2 separate regions of the Homo sapiens genome follow, and region 2 is linked to region 1. Evidence: chromatin contacts called from ENCODE POLR2A ChIA-PET data. All regions are on one chromosome and are shown on one strand. The core of a region is the stretch at or near the end of the contact, and the rest is flanking DNA. Distances in the headings are between cores, read along the strand shown. Region 1 overlaps TRERF1 (transcriptional regulating factor 1). Region 2 has its middle 5.2 kb from the start of TBCC.

Region 1 (6,230 bases), core at 3,088-5,587:
GGCTTGGAAGAATAGATAACCTGGCTGCCTCATGAGCCACCTATGAAGGGTGCAAATCTTCTGACTTCAGATTTTATAAAATTCCCCCCTTTTCAGCCTCCTATCTGATTCCTGCCCTCCGTTGTTCTGGCGTCTCTGAGTCATGAGCCTGTGGCCATTTTGCCAGGCTAATGGAATCTCATAATATTTGAGCGCTGGAGCTCAGGCTTCCTGTGCTTGCATCATCAGTTTCTAATCTTCCATATTCTGTCTGTTTTCCACAAAGTTGTCCCAATCTCTGTCCTGGGTAGCCCTCACCTGTTCCCTTTATTGTTGAAGTTATGCCTTTTAAAAAAAATTATTAGGCCAGGTGCGGTGGCTTACGCATGTAATTCCAGCACTTTGGGAGGCCGAGGCAGGTGGATCACCTGAGGTCAGGAGTTTAAGACAGCCTCGCCAACATGGCGAAATCCCATCTCTACTAAAAAATACAAAAATTAGCCGGACGTTGTGGCGGGCGCCTGTAATCCTTGCTACTCAGGAGGCTGAGGTAGGGAGAATTGCTTGAACCTGGGAGGAGGAGGAGGTAGCAGTGAGCCAAGATCATGCCACTGCACTCCAGCCTGGGCAAAAGAGCGAGACTCAGTCTCAAAAAAAAAAAAAAAAATTCTTTCACTTTTGTTTTGGTAGTGATGTGTTCAAATGGAGAGGGTATAAATGAATACAGTTAACGTATTCGTCTTTAATAGGTTGTGCTCAGAATTGATCTCAACCCTTCTTGAATCTGTTTAAATTGTTGTCCTATGTCAATGTAAGAGCCAATAGGCTAAACGCTCCACCACCTAAAGTAGGAACTTTTAATCCTAAATTTACCCCTTTAGGATTTAGGAAACCTGTCCTAAACCCTAAAGGAGTATATTTAGGATTAAAAGTTTGATTGAATAGACATATAATAATATAATATAATTTAGTTATGGCTGGGTGCGGTGGCTCATGCCTGTAATCCCAGTACTTTGGGAGGCCGCCAGGTGGATCATTTGAGGTCAGGAGTTCGAGGCCAGCCTGGCCAACATGGTGAAACCCCATCTCTACTAAAATACAAAAATTAGCTGGGCATAGTGATGGGTGTCTGTAATCCCAGCTATTCGGGAGGCTGAAGCAGAAGAATTGCTTGAACCCAGGAGGCAGAGGTTGCAGTGAGCTGAGATCACACCACTGCACTCCAGCCTGGGAGACAAAGTGAGACTCCATCTCAAAACAAAAACAAACAAAAAATAATAATGATATAATGTATTTAATATAATATATAGCATTATATTATTATATGTCTATTGAATGCACCATTTTTTTTTTTTTTTTTTGAAACACAGTCTCACTCTGTCACCCAGGCTGGAGTGCAGTGGCACAATCATGGCCTTGACCTCCCAGGCTCAAGCAATCCTTCCACCTCAGCCTCCCAGGTAGCTGGGACCACAGGCACACACCATCACACCCAGTTAATTTTTACATTTTTTTGTAGACATGGGGTTTCCCTATGTTGTTCAGCCTAGTTTCGAACTCCTGGGCTCAAGTGATCCTCCTGCCTCAGCCCCCCAAAATGCTGGGATCACAGGCATGAGCCAGTGTGCCAGGCTCATACTTTTTTTAACAATCAAATTAAAAGCTTGTATTGGTTAGGGCAACATTAGCTGCTGTAATCATCTCCCACATTTCAGGAGTTTAACATGAAGGAAGTTTATTTCTTGCCCTTGTAACAGTCAATGCAAGTGTTTCTGGTTGTAACTGGCTTTCCTCTACAAGGTAATTTAGGGATCTACATGCCTTGCCTCTGTCACTCTGCTATACTCTGGAGCATGCATCTTTAATGGGGGCAGTATCATGCCCAAGGGGGCAAAGATCTTGGAGGCTGAAAAATCTTACATTTTGATGCATAAATCACAAACATCTACATGGTACATAAACAGATATAGAGTATATCTGTGGTGTGAAAATGTCATGGAGGAAAGTAATTAGGGAAAAAAAATGTCTAAAAAGTCCCCTTAGGAGGGCAACAATGAAGAAAAGGTGGAGAAACACTGCCACAGGCCTATGAGGACTCTTCATTCAGGTGGAAGGGAAACAGAAGATGGAGAAGGCTCACCTGCTTCTTAACCACCTTGGCCCAAAAGCGATACAAGTTACTTGGCCCACATTTCATTGGAGAGAACTGGTCAGGGAGTTCCACCTTGCTGCAGGAGGAGATGGGAAATGTAGTCTCTGGCTGGCCACACTTCAGAGTACTTCTAAGTGAGGACTCTTAGCCAAAGAAGGGAGAGCATCTATTTTGGAGGATGGTTGGCCTCCCAATACAGGAATCAAACAATGTTGTCTTCAAGGACCAGGTACTACATATTTTGGGCTTGCAGCCATGGTCTCTATTGCAGCTACTGAACTCTGCTTGTTGCAGCTGAAAGCAGCCATAGATAATACTGAAATGAATGGGTGTGGCTATGTTCTAATAAAGCTTTATTTACATAAACAGGCAGCGGATTGGCCTTCAGGCTGTAGTTGTCCAGCCCCTGAGTATCCATTCTGGAGCCTTTCAGTTGTCCACATTACCTCTGCTTCTTGGGACCTAACCCACATTTCCTTTACTTCCAGTGCCTAACTAGAGCCTGGAGCTTCCTCTTAACTGAATGAAGGGTTCGTCTTGGCTGTTTCACTGAAAACAGTGGAATATGACCCTCCACCAAGTGAAGTGTAGAGATCCCAAGACTGTAGAAAAGAAAGAAATTTTGTCTATGTCAGTCCAATGTTAGCCCTCCCCACAGCCACCCTACATGGTAGGGGTAGAGTGCCTGGCACTCATTATTAAGTGCTCAGAAATTTCCTGTATTCAGTGTTGGGGGCTGGTTTAAAACTACTTGTATTCAGCGAAATAAGACCTTGGAGAATATGGACCTCTATTTCTTGTAGCGTTAGAGTGGATTATTATTCAATGGTTAAAACTAGTATTTACAAAGAGCTTTTTTTTTTTTTTGGAGACAGAGTCTCGCCCTGTTACTCAGACTAGAGTGTAGTGGGGTGATCTCGGCTTACTACAACCTCCACCTCCCAAGTTCAAGCGATTCTCCTGCCTCAGCCTCCCAAGTAGCTGGGATTACAGGCGCCTGCCACCACGCCCAGCTAATTTTTGTATTTTTAGTAGAGACGGGGTTTTGCCATGTTGGCCAGGCTGGTCTTGAACTCCTAACCTCAGGTGATCCGCCTGCCTCGGCCTCCTGAAGTGCTGGGATTACAGGTGTGAGCCACCGTGCCTAGCCTAGAACTTTTAACAACATGACAAAATGCTTATTTTATAAGCAGGATTCAAAATTATGTATACAATATAATCTCAACTATATCTTAAAAAGTTTAGCAAAAAAAAAAATAATTCTCAACAAGTGATGGAGTTTTTCTTCTTTTTATTTTGTATCTGTTTTCTAAAATTTTTACAGTGAACATGTTTTAGATGTGGAGAAGACTGTTATTTTAAAAATTATTGAGGTCTGGGAGCTCACGCTTGTAATCCCAGCACTTTAGGAGGCCAAGGCGGGAGGCTTGCTTGAGCCCAGGAGTTCAAGAGCAGCCTGGGCAACAAAATGAGACCCTGTCTCTATAAAAAATTTTTTAATTAGCCGGGGATAATGGTGCGCACCTGTAGTCCCAGCTTCTTGAGAGGTTGAGGTGGGAGGATTGCTTGAGCCTGGGAGGTTGAGGCTGCAGCAAGCCATGATCATGCCACTGCACTCCAGCCTGGGCAACAGAGCAAGACTCTGTCTCAAAACAAACAAACAAACAAACAAAAACTACTGAGGAGGAAATTAGTGCTGAGTGAGGGTATAATTACCCAACAGGTTCTTCCTTCCTCCTGCACAGACAAAACCAATTCACTGAGACCACAGTATTGTAGTAGACAAACAGTTTAAGGCAGAGCCAGCCAAGCAGAAAGACTGGAGTTATTACTCAAATTGGTCTCCCAGAGAACTCAGAGGCTAGGGTGTTCTACGGATAATTTTGTGGACAGGGGAATGGGAGCTGCTGATTGGTGAAGGTTGAAATCGTAGGGGTGTGGAAAATGGTCCTTGTGTGCTGAGTCAGCCTCTACATTAGGGGGCCACAGGACAGGTTGTCATGAGTCCCAGGTCCAGGTAGAGTCAGATGGTTGCCAGAATGCAAAAGTCTGAAAAGCATCTCAAAAGACCCATCTTAAGTTCTACAATAGTGATGTTATCTATAGGAGCAATTGGGGAAGTCACAAATCTTGTGACCTCTGGCCACATGACTCATGAGTAGCAAGGGATTATAAAAAGGCAAGCTGGGGGCGGTGGAGGGGAATGGCTGGTTATCCTTTAGCTACACCTACATGTTAGCAGAATTCAGGCCCCTCCCATAATCCTAATCTTGTGGCCTTTCATTACCAAGACAAAGGCGATTTTGGTCCCTGAGCAAGGAGGGGGTTCGTTTCAGGGAGGGACTGTTATCATCCTTGCTTCAAAGTTAAAACAATAAACTAAATTCCTCCCATGGTTAGCTTGGTCTACACCCAGGAATGAGGGAGGACAGCTGGCTTGTGAGGCTAGAGGCAAGATGGAGTCAGCCATGCTAGACTCCTGTCACTGTCATAATCTTTGCAAAGGTGGTTTCAAGAGTATTAATGAAGGTGTCTGCCTGCTTGTGCACACATAAGCAGGCACCTGAAAATGCCATCCAAAATTTTGTTAGAACAAAGTCACTATGAGGCAGTCCCCTTCATCTGTCCTCCCCAAGTTAGAAAAGCTTCTTTGGATAGTGACCAGGAAGGGTTCTGACCTGCCTCTACATTGAGGCATTTTTCTCATTTCTTAGTAATGAGACCCTCACCTAGATTTTCTTTCCACTGAGGCAGACCAGCCTCTCTGGATGAATCATCAAGATTAGCAATGCGGGGAGGAGGAGGTGCATGCTTGGGGTTAACTGCGTGCCAGAGTCATTGGTCATCACAGCCACTTCCCCAGACCCATGGACTTTCTTGACTTTGGCGGAGAAATTAAATAACTTGTGACTCGAAATGTCATTTGTGTAGACCCATTAGCCAGGCAGCCTGACGTCCAGGTGCCCCCACCCCCAGTGGAGCAGAGAACAACTCATTCTGCAGGAAGAACCAAATCTGAGATCATCCCAAAACAGCCTCTTATTTTTTAGGCCTCCCTTGGGTCCTCATGTGCATCTTCCAGGTACCGTGAGGGTAGGTGTGGGGGTCCTCTCCCCTGAAAGGAGAGCACCCCCACCCAAGTCCCTCCTCTTCAGCCTCTGCCTGTGTTTCTGCTGGTGATGTCCTTCTTGAGCCTTGAGCTGTCTGCACACTGGTCCCAACCTGTGCCTTCCACACTGCTCAGACTTGCAGCGTTCTCCAGCCCTCAGACACTTCACTATGACGTTAGGGGGTGGCAGTGGGTGGGGGGGGGGGTGGTGTTCCTCTCCCCAACCCTGACCCAGGGGCCCCACCTGGTCTCTTGAAGGATATCAGCTGCTAGAAGACAGCCCGATGGCCCCCCTTCATTTGACCTCCTTTGTCTCTACTCCAGGAGCTCCCTCTTAGCTCCAAGTTAGGTTAGGGTGACCTCGTCACAGCCTCTTTGCCTCTACCCCTGCTTCTGTGCTCTAAGCGCCGATCCTAGCGCCCTTCTCTTTCATCCCAATGTGCCATACTCTAGACCTGGATGTGCCACGTGTAAGGATCACACTCCAGCAGGCACGAGGCATTAGAAAGTCCTTGGCATGTGCTTCTGTGAGCACCCAGACTTCTTACTGTGACTTGTGAGGCCCTGCACCAGGGTTTGTCAACCTTAGTGCTATTGACATTTGGAGCTAGTGAATTCTGTCTTGAAAGGGACTGTCCTGCACATTGTAAGATGTTTAGCAGCATCTCTGCCCACCAGGTGCCAATAGCACTTCCCTAGTCGTGACACAGAAATGTTTCTAGACACTGCCAAATGTCCTCTGGAAGGCAAAATCACTCCAGGTGGAGACCACTACCCTACATAATGGAGACCCCGTCCTACCACGCTGCCTCATCCCACCCACTGCACACCTGCCACATGCACGCTCATCCCTGCCAGAGCCACTGCACTCGCTGTCACCACTGCTGTGAACGTTCTCTCCTCACATCTTCATGCTTTGCTCATTTAGGTCTCAGCTCAACTGACACCTCCTTACCTTGGCCTTTCCTAAGCACCCTATGCGACCAACCT
Region 2 (6,612 bases), core at 685-3,184, 430 kb before region 1:
GCAGATCACTTGAGGTCAAGAGTTGGAGACCCGGTGCCAGGTGAAACCCCGTCTCTACTAAAAACACAAAAATTAGCCGGGCATGATAGTTCACACCTGTAGTCCCAGCTACTCAGGAGAACTGCTTGAACCTGGGAGACAGGTTGTCGTGAGCTGACATCACGCCACTGCACTCCAGCCTGTGTGGCAGAGTGAGACACTGTCTCAAAAACAAAAAACCATAGGTAATTCCTTTGTCCCTAGACATTCAGTTCCTTCGGAGAGCCATCACTCTTTACGTGTTTCTTTTTTTTTTTTTTTTTTGAGACAGAGTTTCGCTCTTGTTGCCCAGGCTGGAGTGCAGTGGCGTGATCTCAGCTCAGTGCAACCTCAGCGTCCCTGGTTCAAGTGACTCTCTTGCCTCAACCTCCCGAGCAGCTGGGATTACAGGAGCCCGCCACCATGCTCGGCTAATTTTTTGTATTTTTAATAGAGAATTTCACCATGTTGGCAAGACTGGTCTTGAACTCCTGACCTCGGCTGATCCACCTGCCTCAGCCTCCCAAAGTCCTGGGATTATAGGCGTGAGCCACTGTGCCCGGTCCTTTTTTTTTTTTTTTTCCTTTGTTTCTTTGAGACAGGGTCTGGGTGAAGGACCTTCTGGGCTCAAGATATCCTCCAACCTCAGCCTCCCAAGTAGCTGGGACTACAGGTGCACCCCATCACCCCCGGCTAATTTGTGTATTTTTTGTAGAGAGGGCTTCATCATGTTGCCCAGGCTGGTCTCGAACTCCTGAGCTCAAGCAATCTGTCCCCCGTGGTCTTCCAAGTGCTGGGTGGTGGTGCGTGTTTGTAATCCCAGCTACTCGGGATGCTGAGGCATGAGAATCCTTTGAACCTGGCAAGAAGAGGTAGCAGTGAGCCATTACTGTGCCATTGCATTTCCAGAGCAAGACTCTGTATAAAAAAAAAAAAAAGAAAAAAAAGAAAGGGGGTGGTGCCAGGCGCGGTGGCTCATCCCTGTAATCCCAGCACTTTGGGGGGCCAAGGCAGGTGGATCACCTGAGGTCAGGAGTTCGAGACCAGCCTGGCCAACAGGGTGAAACCTCGTCACTACTAAAAATACAAAAATTAGCCGGGCATGGTGGCACACACATGGAATCTCAGCTACTTGGGAGACTGAGGCAGGAGAATATCTTGAGCCCAAGAGGCAGAGGTTACAGTGTGCTGAGATTGTGGCGCTGCACTCCAGCCTGGGCGACAAGAGCAAAACTCCATCTCAAAAAAAAAAAGAAATTTTTGGGTCTTTGCCAGTTTGATGGTTACAAAATATTACCTTCCTCTACTAGTAATGGTAATCATCTCCTAACTCATCTCCCCATCTCCAATTTCTGAACTATTCTGCATACAGCTACTAAATTAGTTTTCTTAAAGTATGTCACTCCTGATCTAAAACCTTCTGAGATTCTTATTATCTGATAGACTTCCTGGCCTGGAAGACAAGCCCCTCCACCATCTGTTTCAGCCTACTGTTCTTACATGATGTTTTACTGTTTCATCACACACATTTCATGCACCAGCTAGTCTGAACTAATACCCATTAATCAAACACAATGTCAGGGCTCTGGCAGGAAACAGATGGCTTGCTCAAAATGGATACTTTGAGAAGAGCTTAATACAGGAGCTATTTACAAAGCTGTGGGCAGAGTATAAGAAAAGCAATTAGAGATGGTACAATATCTGTTACCATCCTTAGGGCTGAAGGGACAAAAATGTTACCTGAATGCAGAGAGAGATAGACAGTTATTGAGCTACCTGACAGGAGTTTCAGTCCTCAGTGGAGGGATGCTGCCAATCCATGGTGACCTGGCAGGGAGAGAGCCATGGGACTTAAACAATGTCATTCTCTTTTATTGGTGCCTCCCGTTGGTAGAGCCCAACTGGAAATTTCAGGGCAAAGAAGTCTGCTGCCGCAGTCCATATGAGTCAGCTCCCAGGATGTAGAACAGCGTGGAGAAAAATGAAGAATGGATCTGGAGGAGGAAATGGAAGACACTAAGGGCAGGCCAGCGCTGTGGCTCATGCCTGTAATCTCAGCACTTCGGGATTGCCTTGGGATTTGCCTTGGGAGGCCAAGGCAGGTGGATCACCTGAAGTCAGGAGTTTGAGACCAGCCTGGCCAACATGGTGAAATCCCGTTTCTACTAAAAATACAAAAATTAGCCGGGCATGGTGGCAGGCGCCTGTAATCCCAGCTACTCAGGAGGCTGAGGCAAGATAATCGCTTGAACCTGGGAGGAGGAGGGTACGGTGAGTCGAGACTGTACCACTGTACTCCAGCCTGAATGCCAGAGCGAAACTCCATCTCAAAAAATAAATATTCAGTGCAAATAGTTTTTGCCGTATTTCCTGGCCTTTTCTCGAGCAGTGCCCACACAGATTGGGTCCCCATGCACTTGCCAAAATTTCATACAAGACAAATGTCACTTCCTCTGGGAAATCTGGGATTTTCCTTAGTCTCTTTTGAAAATGAGGCATGGGCCAGGCTTGGTAGTTCATGCCTGTAATCTCAGCATTTTGGGAGGCCTTGGTGGGAAGATCACTTGAGCTTAGGGGTTCAAGACCAGCCTGGGTAACATAGGAAGACTCTGTCTCTACAAAAAATACAAAAATTAGCTAGGCATGGTGGCACACGCCTGTGGTCCCAGCTACTCAGGAGGCTGAGGCGGGATGATTGCTTGAACCTAGAGGTCAAGGCTACAGTGAACTGTGATTGTGCCACTGCACTCCAGCTTGGGCGACAGAGTGAGACCTTGTCTCAATAAAAAAAAAAAAATGAGGAGGCCAGGAGCGGTGGCTCACGCCTGTAATCTCAACACTTTGGGCGGCTGAGGTGGGCAGATCACTTGAGGTCAGGAGTTCGAGACCAGCCTGGCCAACTTGGTGAAACCCCGTGTCTAGTAAAAATAGAAAAATTAGCTGGGCATGGTGGTGTGCACCTATTATCCCAGCTACTCGGGAGGCTGAGGCCTGAGAATCACTTGAACCCAGGAGGCAGAGATTGCAGTAAGCCTAGATCACGCCACTGCACTCCAGCCTGGGTGGCAAAGCAAGACACTATCTCACAAAAAAAAAAAAAAAAAAAGGAAAAAGCTTAAAGAGAAACCAAGGAACGACCACTATGGGAAAGAACAGGGGAAACTTCTGGCCAATCAAAAAGTACTAAAGATTTACATAAAAGTTAGCTGTAATCTTTGAGGAGGGGAAATGAAGGAGGGAGGAGTAACTGCTTTTTCCCCAGCTTTGGTTACTGAAATTCTCCGGGGAGGGCCATTCACGCACATCTCATCAGAGATGGTAATTTCCAAGAAAGATGATTAAAAAGTTGGATGACTTTTAAGGTCCTTGAGCAGAGGAATGCTTATGGACATTACCAAGAACATTCCATAGAAGTTGCAGTTTAATAAACATTAGCAAATCCAGTTCATGCACAAATTTCTCCCAAGGAGCATTGACAGTTTAGCTTTTTTGTTGTTGTTGTTTTTTACAACAGGGTCTCACTCTGTTGTCTAGGCTGGAGTGCAGTGGTGCAATTATGGCTCACTGCAGCCTTGACCTCCCAGGCTCAAGCAATTATCCTACCTCAGCATCCTAAGTAGCCACCACACTTGGCTAATTTTTTTACTTTTTTTTGGAGAGCTGGGATGTCACCATGTTGCCCAGGCTGGTCTTGAACTCCTAGGCTCAAGGGATCCTCCCACCTTGGCCTCCCAAAGTGTTGAGGTTACAAGTGAGAACAAGCCAATTTAACTTTTTGACTGGGTACATGTTTAGTTTATGTTTGTTATTTATTTGTATTTTATTTTATTTTAATTTCTCTTTTTTTTTTTTTTTTTTGAGACGGAGTCTCGCTCTGTCGCCCAGACTGGAGTGCAGTGGCGCGATCTCGGCTCGCTGCAAGCTCCGCCTCCCGGGTTCACGCCATTCTCCTGCCTCACCCTCCCGAGTAGCTGGGACTACAGGCGCCCGCCACCACACCCAGCTAATTTTTTGTATTTTTAGTAGAGACGGGGTTTCACTACGTTAGCCAGGATGGTCTCGATCTCCTGACCTCATGATCCGCCCGCCTCGGCCTCCCAAAGTGCTGGGATTACAGGCGTGAGCCACCGTGGCTGGCCCACGCCCAGCTAATTTTTGTATTTTTAGTAGAGATGGGGTTTCACCATGTTGTCCGGGCTGGTCTCGAACTCCTGACCTCAGGTGATCCACCCACCTCTGTCTCCCAAAGTGCTGGGATTACAGGCATGAGCCACTGCGCCTGGCTGATTTTAGTTTCTCTTAATCTTCAATTTTGGTATGGTCATGGCATGAAATGTGTTTCCTGCCATGGAAACCCAAACTATAACATTACATCTCTGGAAACTATGGGCTAGACTTGACTTGGGTTCAATTGTGACTGACGTTAAAGAACCAACTGACTTCTTCAGTCCAATAACAGCTGTAAGACTGGGATACTGGGGCCGGGCGCAGTGGCTCACGCCTGTAATCTCAGCATTTTGGGAGGCTGAGGTGGGAGGATCACCTGAGGTCAGGAGTTCGAGACCAGCCTGGCCAACATGGCGAAACCCCATCTCTACTAAAAATACAAAAATTAGCCGGGCGTGGTGCATGCCTGTAATCCTGGCTACTCAGGAGGCTGAGGCAGCAGAATCATGTGAACCTGGGAGGCAGATGTTGTAGTGAGCTGAGATCGTGACACTGCACTGCAGCATGGGTGACAGAGCAAAACTCTGTCTCAAGGGAAAAAAGAAAAAAGAAGAAAAAACTGGGATATGTCCCCAGGGGCCTTAATAAAAAGTACTGGATGGGGCAGTAGCTCACCCCTGTAATGCCAGCACTTTGGGAGACTGAGGTAGGAGGATCACTTGAGCCCAGGAGTTAGAGACCAGCCTGGGCAACATGAGACCCTATCTCTAACACAAAATTAAAAAATTAGCCAGGCATGGTGGTGCATATCTGTGGTCCCAGCTACTCAGGGGGCTGAAGTAGGAGGATTTTTAAATTTTTAAATTTTTAATTTTTGTGGATAAGTAGTAGGTGTATAAATTTATGGGTTATTTGATACAATGAGTAATAGTAATGCAATGAGTAATAGTCACATCAGAGTAAATGGGGTGTCCATCCCCTCAAACATTTATCCTTTGTTACAAACAATCCAATGATACTCTTTTAGTTATTTTAAAATGTACAATTAAATTATTTTTGACTATAGTCACCTAGTTGTGCTAACAAATACTAGGTCTGATTCATTTTATTTTTATTTTTTCAGACAGGGTCTCGCTTTGTCACCCAGGCTGATGTGCAGTGGTGTGATCCTGGCTCACTGGAGGCTTGATCTCCCAGGTGTAAATGATCCTTTCACCTCAGCCTCCCCAGTAGCTGGGACTATAGACCTGCACCACCATGCCTGGCTAATTTTTAAATTTTTTTAGAGACAGTGTCTCCCTACGTTGCCCAGGCTGGTCTTAAACTCCTGGGCTCAAGTGATCCTTCCACTCCAGCCTCCAAAGGTGCTGGAGTTACAGAAGTTAGTTAGCCACTGTGCTCAACTCTGATTCATTTTTTCTAAGTAATTATTTTTTTTTTGAGACGGAGTTTCACTCTTATTACCCAGGCTGGAGTGGAATGGCACAATCTCAGCTTCCTGCAACCTTTGCCTCCCGGGTTCAAGCGATTCTCCTGCCTCAGCCTCCCAAGTAGCTGGGATTACAGGCAGGTGCCACCACCCCCAGTTAATTTTGTATTTTTAGTATGGATGGGGTTTCACTATGTTGGTCAGGCTGGTCTCAAACTCCTGACCTCAGGTGATCCACCCACCTCGACCTCCCAAAGTGCTGGGATTACAGGCGTGAGCCACCGCGCCCAGTCTTTAACTAATTTTTTGTACCCATTAACCATCCCCACTTGCCCCAGCCCCCACTACCCTTCCCAGCCTATGGTAATCATCCTTCTACTCTCTATTTCCATGGATTCAACTGTTTTAATTTTTAACTCCCACAAATAAATGAGAACGTTTGAAGTTTGTCTTTCTGTTCCTGGCTCATTTCACTTAACATAAAGACCTCCAGTTCCATCCATTTGTTGCAAATGACAGGATCCTGTTCTTTTTATGGCTGAATAGTAAGTACTCCATTGTATATATGTACCACATTTTCTTTATCCATTCATCTGTCGATGGACACTTACGTTGCTTCCAAATCTTGGCTATTGTGAACAGTGCTGCAACAAACATGAAAATGCAGATATCTCTTTGATGTACTGATTTCCTTTCTTTTGGGTCTCTACCTAGGAGTGGGATTGCTGGATCATATGGTAGCTCTAGTTTTAGTTTTTTGAGGAACCTCCTAACTGTTTTCCATAGTGGTTGTACTAATTTACATTCCCACCAACAGTGTACGAGGGTTCTCTTTTCTCCGCATCCTCACCAGCGTTTGCTATTGCCAGTCTTTTGGATAAAAGCCATTTTGACTGGGGGAAGATGATATCCCATTGTAGTTTTGATTTGCCTTTCTCTGATGATCCATGATGTTAAGCACCTTTTCATATGCCTGTTTGCCATTTGTATGTCTTCTT

The links. ChIA-PET counts read pairs that join two places held with the same protein, here RNA polymerase II (POLR2A).
Region 2: POLR2A ChIA-PET joins it to region 1 with 21 read pairs in activated CD4-positive, alpha-beta T cell. The contact joins two enhancer-like sites. POLR2A ChIA-PET finds 5 or more read pairs at or near these places in 3 of 52 experiments (B cell, HCT116 and activated CD4-positive, alpha-beta T cell).

Annotation. Positions count from the first base shown.
Region 1 is chr6:42,314,923-42,321,152 of GRCh38, reverse strand. All of the region lies in intron 3 of TRERF1 (transcriptional regulating factor 1), which reads left to right. Among named protein-coding and RNA genes, the nearest start is that of MRPS10, 100 kb to the right of the region's middle. RefSeq lists enhancers at 4,414-4,503, 5,094-5,153, 5,222-5,889. Within about 2 kb of position 4,337, at least 11 of the 41 ENCODE cell types and tissues checked have a DNase peak (open chromatin) inside an H3K27ac peak, as active enhancers do.
Region 2 is chr6:42,737,638-42,744,249 of GRCh38, reverse strand. No RefSeq gene overlaps it. Among named protein-coding and RNA genes, the nearest start is that of TBCC, 5.2 kb to the left of the region's middle. Within about 2 kb of position 1,934, at least 3 of the 41 ENCODE cell types and tissues checked have a DNase peak (open chromatin) inside an H3K27ac peak, as active enhancers do.